3 separate regions of the Homo sapiens genome follow, and regions 2 and 3 are each linked to region 1. Evidence: chromatin contacts called from ENCODE Hi-C or POLR2A ChIA-PET data. All regions are on one chromosome and are shown on one strand. The core of a region is the stretch at or near the end of the contact, and the rest is flanking DNA. Distances in the headings are between cores, read along the strand shown.

Region 1 (3,300 bases), core at 663-3,162:
CAAAAAAAAAATTCTTGGTGAAAGACACTTAAGAGAATGAAAAGATAAACTAGATTGAGTGAAAATATGTGCAAAAGACTTTTTATCCAAAATAGACCTCTCAGGTGAGCACAGTGGCTCACACCTGTAATCCCAGCACTTTGGGAGGCAGAGGTGGGCAGATCACCTGAGGTCGGGAGTTCGAGACCAGTCTGACCAACATGGAGAAACCACATCTCTACTAAAAGTACAAAGATTAGCTGGCTGTGGTGGTGGGCACCTGTAATCCCAGCTACTCAGGAGGCTGAGGCAGGAGAATCGCTGGAACCCGGGAGGCAGAGGTTGCAGTGAGCCAAGATCATGCCACCACACTCCAGCCTGGGCAACTGGAGTGAAATTCTGTGTCAAAAAAAAAAAAAAAAATCAGCCAGGCGTGGTGGCACATGCCTGTAATCCCAGCTACTCAGGAGGCTGAGGCAGGAGAATCACTTGAACCTGGGAAGCCAAGGTTGCAGTAAGCTGAGATCATGCCACTGTACTCCAGCCTGGGTGACAGAGCAAGACTGACCCAAAAAAAAGAAAAATCTCTTAAAACAATCAGCCTGAATTGTCATAGAGAAACCTAATTTCTGCCTTTTGACCATAAAATAGGAAGTAATAATGACTTTTCAACGCTTGTACTCCATTTAAGGACTCAGGCGGCCGGGCACAGGGGCTCATACCTGTAATCCCAGCACTTTGGGAGGCTGAGGCAGGCGGATCATGAGGTCAGGAGTTCAAGACCAGCCTGGCCAGCATGGGGGAAACCCCTTGTCTGCTAAAAATACAAAAAAATTAGCCACGCGTGGTGGTGGGTGCCTGTAATCCCATCTACTTGGGAGGCTGAGGCAGGAGAATTGCTTGAACCTGGGAGGCAGAGGTTGCAGTGAGCCAAGATCGCGCCACTGCACTCCAGCCTGGGTGACAGGGCGAAACTCCATCTCAAAAAATAAAAATAAAAAAAGGACTCAGGCATAACATGAAGTATGCAATAATAATTAATGTTTATTACATGTTTGCATATGTAATGTTGCAGATGAGTAAACTGAAGCCCAGGGAGCTTAGGTAGCTTGCCCACAGATTGTCTATGGTGACCCAGTTGAACTGACTCAAGTTCTTAAAGTTTACTTTCAGTGAGATTAGCATAAATGCTAGATTATTCGTGGCCATGGAAAGGAAAAGGGCTGGGGTCAATGCTTCACGCCTGTCATCCCAGCACTTTGGGAGGCTGAGATGAGATGGAAGGATTGCGTGAGCCCAGGAGTTTGAGACACCAGTGAGCACTGGAGGGGACCACTGCACTCCAATCTGGGTAAGAGAGCAAGACCCCCCTCTCTAAAAATAAACAAACAAAAAACAGGGAGAAGTAAAAGACAAGACCTAGTGACTTTCCTTTGTTGTTGTTGTTTTTTTTGAGACAGTCTCGCTGTGATGCCTAGGCTGGAGTGCAGTAGTGTGATCTCAGCTCACTGCAACCCTCACCTCCCTGGTTCAAGCGATTCTCCTGCCTCAGCCTCCCGAGTCGCTGGGATTACAGGCGCCTGCCCCCACACTTGGCTAACTTTTGTATTTTTAATAGAGACAGGGCTTCACCATGTTAGCCAGGATGGTTTCAAACTCCTGACCTCGAGTGATCCACCCACCTCAGCCTCCCAAAGTGCTGGGATTACAGGCGTGAGCCACCGCGCCTGGCTGACTTTCCTTTTTTGCTGTTTTGTTTTTCTTCTCCAAGTTATTGGTAGAGGGACCTAGTGACTTTATGAATTGGGAGCAGAAATGGGGCACTGGGACACACATGGAATGAAGAAGGCTAACAAGATTTCTATTCTTAAATGCTCAGCCTTGAAATAACTCAGAGCAATATAACGCTAGGTGGCAATAGATCCCAGGCACTTGAAATTTACAGTCAGCCTGGCACGGTGGCATGAACCTGAGGTCCCAGCTTCTGAGAAGGTTGAAGCAGGCAGAGAAAATCTACAGTTAACTCATTGCACTTAAAGAGATTGGCAAAAATCCAAAATTATTAAAGGGGTTTATACCCTAGTGTTAACTTTTTTTTTTTTGAGATGGAGTCTTGCTCTGTTGCCCAGGCTGGAGTGCAGTAGCGCAATCTCGGCTCACTGCAACCTCCATCTCCTGGGCTCAAGTAACTCTCCTACCTCAGCCTCCCGAGTAGCTGGGATTACAGGTGCCTGCCACCACGCCCAGCCAATTTTTGCCTTTTTAGTAGAGATGGGGCTTCACCACATTGGCCAGGCTGGTCTTGAACTCCTGACCTCAGGTGATCCACCCGCCTCGGCCTCCCAAAGTACTGTGATTACAGGCATGAGCCACTGTGCACGGCTGGAGTCTCACTCTTTTACCCAGGCTGGAGTGCACTGGTGCGATCTCGGTTCACTGCAGCTTCCGCCTCCCAGGTTCAAGCGATTCTCCTGCCTCAGCCTCCTGAATAGCTGAGATTACAAGCACCCGACACGACACCTGGCTAATTTTGTATTTTTAGTACAGACGGGGTTTCACCATGTTGGCCAGGCTGGTCTTGAACTCGTGACCTCAGGTGATCCACCTGCCTCGGCCTCCCAGAGTGCTGGGATTACAGGTGTGAGCCACTGCGCCCGGCCTCAGCCCACCAATGTCTACACTACTACAGGACAGAAACTACCACTATCAAATGCCCCTTAAGCAATTTGGTGCTTAGGAAACATCTTTCCAATAATTGACAATTGGTGAAAATATATTTACCAAATGGGTTTGGGTCACCAGCAATACAACATTCCAATGACATGAACCATGAAAATATTTACCTTATGAATTTGTGTATAAAGATGAAGAAATATAACTTCGATTAATTTTACAATATTTATGGGCAAATTATTTATTTATTTATTTATTTTATATAGAGATGGAGTCTCACTATATTGCCCAGGCTGGTCTCCAATTCCTGGCCTCAAGCAGTCCTCCCACCTTGACCTCCCAAAATGCTGGGATTATAGGCGTGAGCCGCTGTGCATGGCCAAAGCAGTTTTGGTTTGGTTTGGTTTGTATTGGTTTTTAGAGACAGGATCTCACTGTGTCGCCCTGGCTAGAGTGCAGTAGCATGATAATAGCTCACTGCAGCCTCGAACTCCTGGCCTAAGGTGATCCTCCCACCTTGGCCTCCTGAGTAGCTGAAACTATGGGAACTTGCATGAGGCCCGGCTAATTTTTTTTTTTTTCTTGAGACGGAGTTTTGCTCTTGTCACCCAGGGTGGAGTGCAATGGCATGGTCTCAGCTCACTGCAA
Region 2 (3,173 bases), core at 58-2,557, 360 kb after region 1:
CCAGATGTGACACCTGCCCTTTAGTTCTTGTAGCTTCAGAAAGAGCCATAACTTAATGTCAAAACCTTTGAGTTTGGGGTTTGAAGGCCTGGGTTCACATGCTGCTTTTGCCAGCTCGGGGGCTGTGATTGTGGACAAGTCATAGACACTCTGGATATCTAAAGCACTTGTATGCTGGGTGGGAGGTGGGGGGCAGGTGTTTTATACCCTGCGCTGAGAGGCTAGCATTAAAGTCAAGTGAGGTAAGGTGGTTGACATTGTTGAAAATTGAAGATAGTATCCTTTTTATACTCTTCCATTGAAGAAAGTAGACTGATTTTGAATAGAATTGTTGTCAAGTTTTTAAAATTCTACATAAAGCAGATATAACTGCATTTCTCTAAATACACCGAAGAAGCTATTAAATGCAATTGAGTAAACTCTAAAACACCAGTCAAAAATACGACTTGTATTTTTTGACTACTGCTTTGTTTGGAATCCGTCTATATTTGTGCTGGGGTAGCCGGTACATTGTCAGCGTTAGGCTAGGAAATGCCATGGGTTTTTAGAGATGGATACCGGAATTAGAATGCCAAAGAGAAGCCTTAAACGTGCTGCCCAGCTTCCCATCTGATGCTGAGCACCTCCTGAGAGGCCAGCCCAGCCTCTGCAGCATCTCCAGGACAGCAGGACACACCACCTCCTGGGCTCCCAGCCCCTCTTTCCACTCCTTCTCATCATTTGTCCCTGTTGGCCCTAGTTCTACCCCTTAGAGTAGAACAGAATAAATCTCCCACCTAAGAACCTGACCACATTTGAAGATATCCATTGTGTTGCCCTGAATCTCCTTTTCCAGGCAAGGATGTGATGACTGTCTTGTTAGAGGTCATTTCATACAGACACTACTTCTCAAGATCTTCAAAGCTTCCTGGAATTTTGTGCATGCACATTTTTCAGGGGAAAAGACTCATCAGGTAGAGTTGGATGATAAGATTTTATAATCTGAAATACTTTTAAAATAATTGATTCAGATTCTCCCTTTCGTTTTACTGATGAGGAAAACCGAGGCATAGAAAGTGAAGAAATTTACCCCAAGCTCGCTTGGCTAGTTGATGCCAGAACCAGAGCCAAAACTCAGGTCTCCAGACTTATAGCCTGGAACTTTTCTTCTCCCCTCCCTCTGGTACTGAGCCTAGCTAAGTGAGGACTCTCGTCCCAGGTTCAGGGCCATGCTGGCACTCCGTTGTAAATCCCAGGACCATGTCAGTGCCAATCTGGGGCATTGGTCGTTTTTCCCCAGTCTACTGGTGGATACTTAAACTCAGGGTCAATCCAATTTTTTAAGGTCTTTCTGGCCTTTCCCAGAAGGTGGCGCTAAACTCTTCCTTAGCTTCCACACGATTGAGTAGCTAAGCTCAAGACGCTGCTATGAAGAGTTCTTTGATTCCAGCCACTGTTGTTCCTGGACCTTTGCTTTTTTTTTTTGACTCAACCAGTTATTCTGGTGTGTCTGTGACAGAGCCAGATCAAACCTTGTGAACCTAAAAAACATGCAATCCAAATTTTGAAAACTTTGTGCTAAAAGAAACCTTTAAGCAAACATTCACCAGTATTCTGAGTAATGATCCAATTTTAAAAAGCTAGATGTGAAAATTACGCTTTTCTTAGCTAGACACTATTACTTCACTGACTTTGAAAGGTGAAGGAGTGCTGTGTTTCTAATGAGACTGTAGCAGAATTGGAATAGTTTTTGATGACTTCAAGGCAGATTATAACCCAGAAGTCTTTTTGATCCTGTCCTCTTTGAATAGTCCCTCACCCCTTTCTAAATCCTTGCCACTTCTGGCCACCTTGTGTACTAAGTGGTGTTGTCTTCCTTTGTTTCTGCTGCCCATGTTGACTTTTGCTCTCTGTTTGCTTACATTTATAATCTTTGCTTCTTATGTTACATAGAACACAGGGGCAAAACCTGAAGTTCACCCTGATTCAGGCAGCTTGCCAAAGCCAGGGGTTTGGCATATAGAGGGAAGTTGAGAACACCTACCTCCCTTGCCAAAACCAGCGTCTGTCTTGGGAAACTTTCTCTAACCCCAGTGAAAAAGAGGGCCTCAAACTACCCATCTTAATGTGCAGCTTCTGACATTTTATTTTCAGACATTTTAGAACCAAAGCCCTCATCCACATTAGATACATTTGATCATCCGGGCGTGGTGGCTCACACCGGTAATCCCAACACTTTGGGAGGCCGAGGTGGGCAGATCACTTGAGGTCAGGAGTTTGAGACCAGCCTGGCCAACTTGGTGAAACCCTGTCTCTACTAAAAATACAAAAAAATTAGCTAGGCGTGGTGGTGTGCGCCTGTAGTCCCAGCTACTCGGAGGCTGAGGCAGGAGAATCGCTTGAACCCACCAAGATGGCGCCACTGCACTCCAGCCTGGGCAACAGAGCAAGACTCTGTCTCAAAATAAAATAAAATAATAGATACATTTCACCAAATGCTTCATGCAGGCCACATCCAGAATTCCTGGATTTTTGTAAGATGAAGGGCTCCTTGGGTTTGGGTTTCAGCTCAGCAGATCTGAAACAGCCTTTTTTCCCAGCAGCTCTCTGTAGGATAATTCACTTTAACCTGAAGGGCAATAGAGTGCAGGAGATGGGGAGGAGAGAAGGAAAACCACGAGTTCTCACCACGAACCCGGCAATCAGTTACCTGGCCTCACTAATCCTCGTTGCAACCCCGAAGAGCACCAGGAGGCCTTAGCTTGCTCCTGTCAAGCCTGGAAAGCAATGCTGCTGACTCTTGAATCCTGTCTCCAGAGCCGTGTTCTTTCCACCCACTGAGCTGCTTCCCACCTCCCAGGGGACCTCAGATATTGACTCCTGTGCATCAGTGCTTTCTAATTTTGATACGCTACAGAATCCGGTGTTTTCTGACCTTTTGTTTCTTTCTCCAGGTTTTGAAAACAGAGGCCTAAAAGTTCCTTAGCTTTCAGGCTGGTGTGTTATGATACTTGGGCAGTAATTTCTTGCACTAGAAAGCCAGCAGTTTCTGAGCATGGTTTCATTGCTAGGCCAGATTAGATAAGAGAGGGACTGTCTCCTTCCACTTTTCACCATCCACTCAGCTGTGTGTAACTCAGCCACATAGGTACACAGCCACGTGCTTGGCTTTCCCAAACACACACAGACTCTGA
Region 3 (3,274 bases), core at 659-3,158, 510 kb after region 1:
AACAGAATGCCATAAGTAAACTAGGTGGCTTATAAACAACAGAAAGGTATTTCTGTCCGTTCTGAAGGTGAGGTGTCCAAGGTCAAGGCGCTGGCAGATCCAGAGGCTGGAGAGGGCCTGCCTCCTAGGAAGGGGCAAACAAGCTCCCTAGGGCCTCTTTTACAAGGGCATTAACCCCATTCATGCGGGCTCCACCCTCATGGCCTCATACCTCCCAAAGGCCCCACCTGCATGTACCATCACCTTGGAGGTTAGGCTTCAACATCGGAAGCGGGGGAGGGAACACAAGCATTCAGTCAATAGCAACGGGATTGGGTTCAAGAGCTCAGAGTGGAACTAGGGAGCCTGGCAAGCTCAGGGCCCAAGAGTTCCCCTGTACCACCGTCTTTCCTTCTGGTATGGCTGCTGGCTGCCCCATCCGCCTGCACAGCCTCTGCCCCAACAGAGAAACTAGAGGTGAGCTAGGACACAAGAGTGGGATGGTGTGAACTCGGCAGCACCTCGCAGCAGCCGAGGCCCAGAGCAGCATGGGCCCACAGCAAAGGCTTCTTCCTTTCCATTCAAACTGCGAGAGCTCGGCAGGCCCCAGCGCAGGTGCGGCTCGGGTCGCTGTCCTCGGCCTCCCGGTGGGCAGGAGCCGGCAGCCGCCCTGCAACGTGGTCTATTTCCAGCAAACCACCCCCCTCCCCCCCAGCCATGATGCGGGCGTGAGGCTTTCCGGCTATTTCCCAGGATGTCTCTTCAGGCAGCGGGGTGCAGCACTGTGGTTCTGAAACTGGAGGGCTTGTTCTAAAGATGGCTGGGCCCTCGGCTCGGTGGGTCTGATCGGGGGCCTGGGAATTTGTATTTCTAAGAAGTCCCCAGGTGATGCTAACACCGTTTGTCCAGGGACCACACTTCGGGAGCCCCTGATGTAGCGGAGAACTGCCTAGCTTCTCATTCAGCCTCCGGCTGTGTGACCTTGCCCAAGGTCGCCTAACTTTTCTGTTTTGCTTGCCTCATCCGTAAAATTAGTCCACGAGGACTAATACTCGTGCCTGCCTCGCAGGACGATTATAACGAGTAAATGAGCTGAATTTACTTCAAGAGCTTGGAATGGCCCCGGCACATATTAAAGCGGTGAGAGGCAGGAGGCTTTTATTCATGGCTTGTAGTGGCTGGGTGGTGTCCCAGTGCATCGGAATCTTCAGGAGGGCCGGAAAGCCACCTGCACTGCACTGCGGGGGTTCCCCGCCCGCAGTCTCCCATTCAGTGGTGGGGTGCGGGTCTGAGAATGTGCATTCCTAACAGGTTCCCCCGGGGGCTGTTGCTGCTGGCCTGGAGGCACCTGCCCTCTCTTTCTGGGGAGGAACCTCCAAGAGGGATAGTGACTCACTCGGGTGGGGTGGGACAGAGGGGGACTAGAGAATGTTAGGGTCCAATGACACAAAGGTGACCCAGAGCCTGACAGCTGGCTGGTAGCTATGGGATCCTCTGCGCCTCCCTGTAGGGGAAGATGATTTGAGTAGTGAAACCTGTTGATGACCCTCCCACCCCCCAACAGACACACACACACACATGCACACAGACACACACACACACACGGAACCAGAGGGGCCTCCCGGGTACAGGTGTGGATGCCACTGGCTCTCGACCCCACTCTCTGCCCTGGGTCAGGTGAGTAGCCACACTCAGCGCTTCTGCTTCTGGAAGTCCTGGGCTGTGGCGGCTCCCACATCGCTGACTGGGGCTGTCCACATGGAAGACCCGTGAAAGTCACCAGTGGGAAGCAGGTGCATGCACTGTTTGGGCCTCTACCGGGTAGGCTGAAGATTCCACCTGGAGTGTGTCAGACAGGATAGGCCCTGGGAGGCTGACTCACGAGGACCAAACCCTGAGGAGCCTGAGGGAATCACTCCTGTGGGTGAGAGGAGGAAATCAGCCATATGGCTCTGGAGGATCCTGGCAGCCTGAGGACACTCTAAGGTGCAAAGCAGAATCCTCAAGGGAAGGGTGTCTGGGCAGGTTCTCCCAGCTGAGCCTCTGCTGGAACAAAGCTGGCTTTCCCCTGGTCCTCCAGCCAGGAAGCGCAGGCCCTTAGGCTTGGCTTGGACACTGTTCCTTGGACCCACCAGGGGCGGACCCAGGTCTAGACAGTCCCCTCCCGCCCCCCATTCCCAAACCCTCTGATAAACATGCTTTGGGGGAAGACTGCACGCCCTGCTTGCTCCAGCCCTGCTCAGCCCCAGGTTGCCTCGCCCAGGGAAGAATCTGGTGGCCAGGAGGCTTCCAGAGCTAGGTTGGGTTGAATATTAACCTGCCTTGATTGGGTGGAACAATATTTAAACTCAATTACAAGAGAAAGGGGTTATCTGGAGAGGGCTTATCAGGCCAGAGCAGCTATTGAAATATCTGATAAGCCCAGAGGTTGACATTGGAGTGGGGGAGGAGCTGGCCCCAAACACTAGTCCAGAGAGGAGAAAGGTGGATGAGGAAAATCGACCAACTTCCCTCCCTTCCTCCTGTCATCCCTTCTTTCTCCTCCTCTCCCTCCATTCCCTTTGTTCACATATGCTTTTTGAGTATCAGGGGCAGGCCCAGCTCTTTCCTGGCACCAACAGCTCACAGAACTTGCTGGGCCTTACTCTTCCTCTGGGCTCTTCCTCTGAGCTCCCATGGGCTCCTGTGCCTAGGCTGTAACTGTCCATCTTTCTGTCCGCCTCTCCCACTGGGAGGAGCTCCTAGAGACAGAGTTTGGTCTGCCTGATCGCTGCCACTCTGGAATCCAGCCCAGGGCCTGGCAGGGAGAAGCCTGCTAGGAGTGTTTGTTGAATGAGTAAGAGATAGCAAGAGGTGCTGGGCAAACGAGGGACTGGGACCTGAAAGCAGCGGTGAAGGGAGCCTGTGCCGGCAGGGGGCAAGCTGCTATATGGTGACGTGTCACCTTAGCACAGAGAGAATGGGGACAGAGGACAGTGAGTTCGGATGGGGCAGTAGGGATTGGGAAGAGGACAAACATGGGCACAGGGATGTGGTGTGGGCCGGCAGGAGGAGGCCTGTGAGGGGCTCCCCCAGCCAGGTATTGCCCGTGCCTTGTCTGAAGGGATCCAGGATGTACCACACTGAAGAGGGTTTTCTGGTTTATTTTTTTATTTTTTTATTTTTTTATTCCCCTTAATCTGCCTAAAAGCAGAGGCTCCCAAAAGAATTCAGCTGCCAGAAATCCTTTCCCTGGAACTTTCAAAACCAGAGAGATGGACTCCTATCACCAAATACAAGAATTCAAGAAGTCAGC

The links. Hi-C counts contacts between places; a loop is a spot of excess contacts on that map. ChIA-PET counts read pairs that join two places held with the same protein, here RNA polymerase II (POLR2A). Pooled maps may share reads with other maps.
Region 2: a loop to region 1 is called in a pooled map, with 5 times the contacts of the local background. The contact joins two enhancer-like sites. A Hi-C loop is called at or near these places in 1 of 168 maps with a recorded cell type or tissue (MCF 10A) and 6 of 50 pooled maps. POLR2A ChIA-PET finds 5 or more read pairs at or near these places in 3 of 52 experiments (Caco-2, T-cell and WTC11).
Region 3: a pooled map shows a loop between it and region 1 (2.5-fold over the local background). The contact joins two enhancer-like sites. A Hi-C loop is called at or near these places in 1 of 50 pooled maps. POLR2A ChIA-PET finds 5 or more read pairs at or near these places in 2 of 52 experiments (HEK293 and WTC11).

Annotation. Positions count from the first base shown.
Region 1 is chr2:121,717,508-121,720,807 of GRCh38, reverse strand. The region is part of intron 3 of NIFK-AS1 (NIFK antisense RNA 1); the gene reads right to left. Among named protein-coding and RNA genes, the nearest start is that of NIFK, 18 kb to the left of the region's middle. Within about 2 kb of position 1,912, at least 5 of the 41 ENCODE cell types and tissues checked have a DNase peak (open chromatin) inside an H3K27ac peak, as active enhancers do.
Region 2 is chr2:121,354,434-121,357,606 of GRCh38, reverse strand. All of the region lies in intron 38 of CLASP1 (cytoplasmic linker associated protein 1), which reads left to right. Among named protein-coding and RNA genes, the nearest start is that of TFCP2L1, 71 kb to the right of the region's middle. Within about 2 kb of position 1,307, at least 7 of the 41 ENCODE cell types and tissues checked have a DNase peak (open chromatin) inside an H3K27ac peak, as active enhancers do.
Region 3 is chr2:121,210,470-121,213,743 of GRCh38, reverse strand. No RefSeq gene overlaps it. Among named protein-coding and RNA genes, the nearest start is that of TFCP2L1, 73 kb to the left of the region's middle. Within about 2 kb of position 1,908, at least 6 of the 41 ENCODE cell types and tissues checked have a DNase peak (open chromatin) inside an H3K27ac peak, as active enhancers do.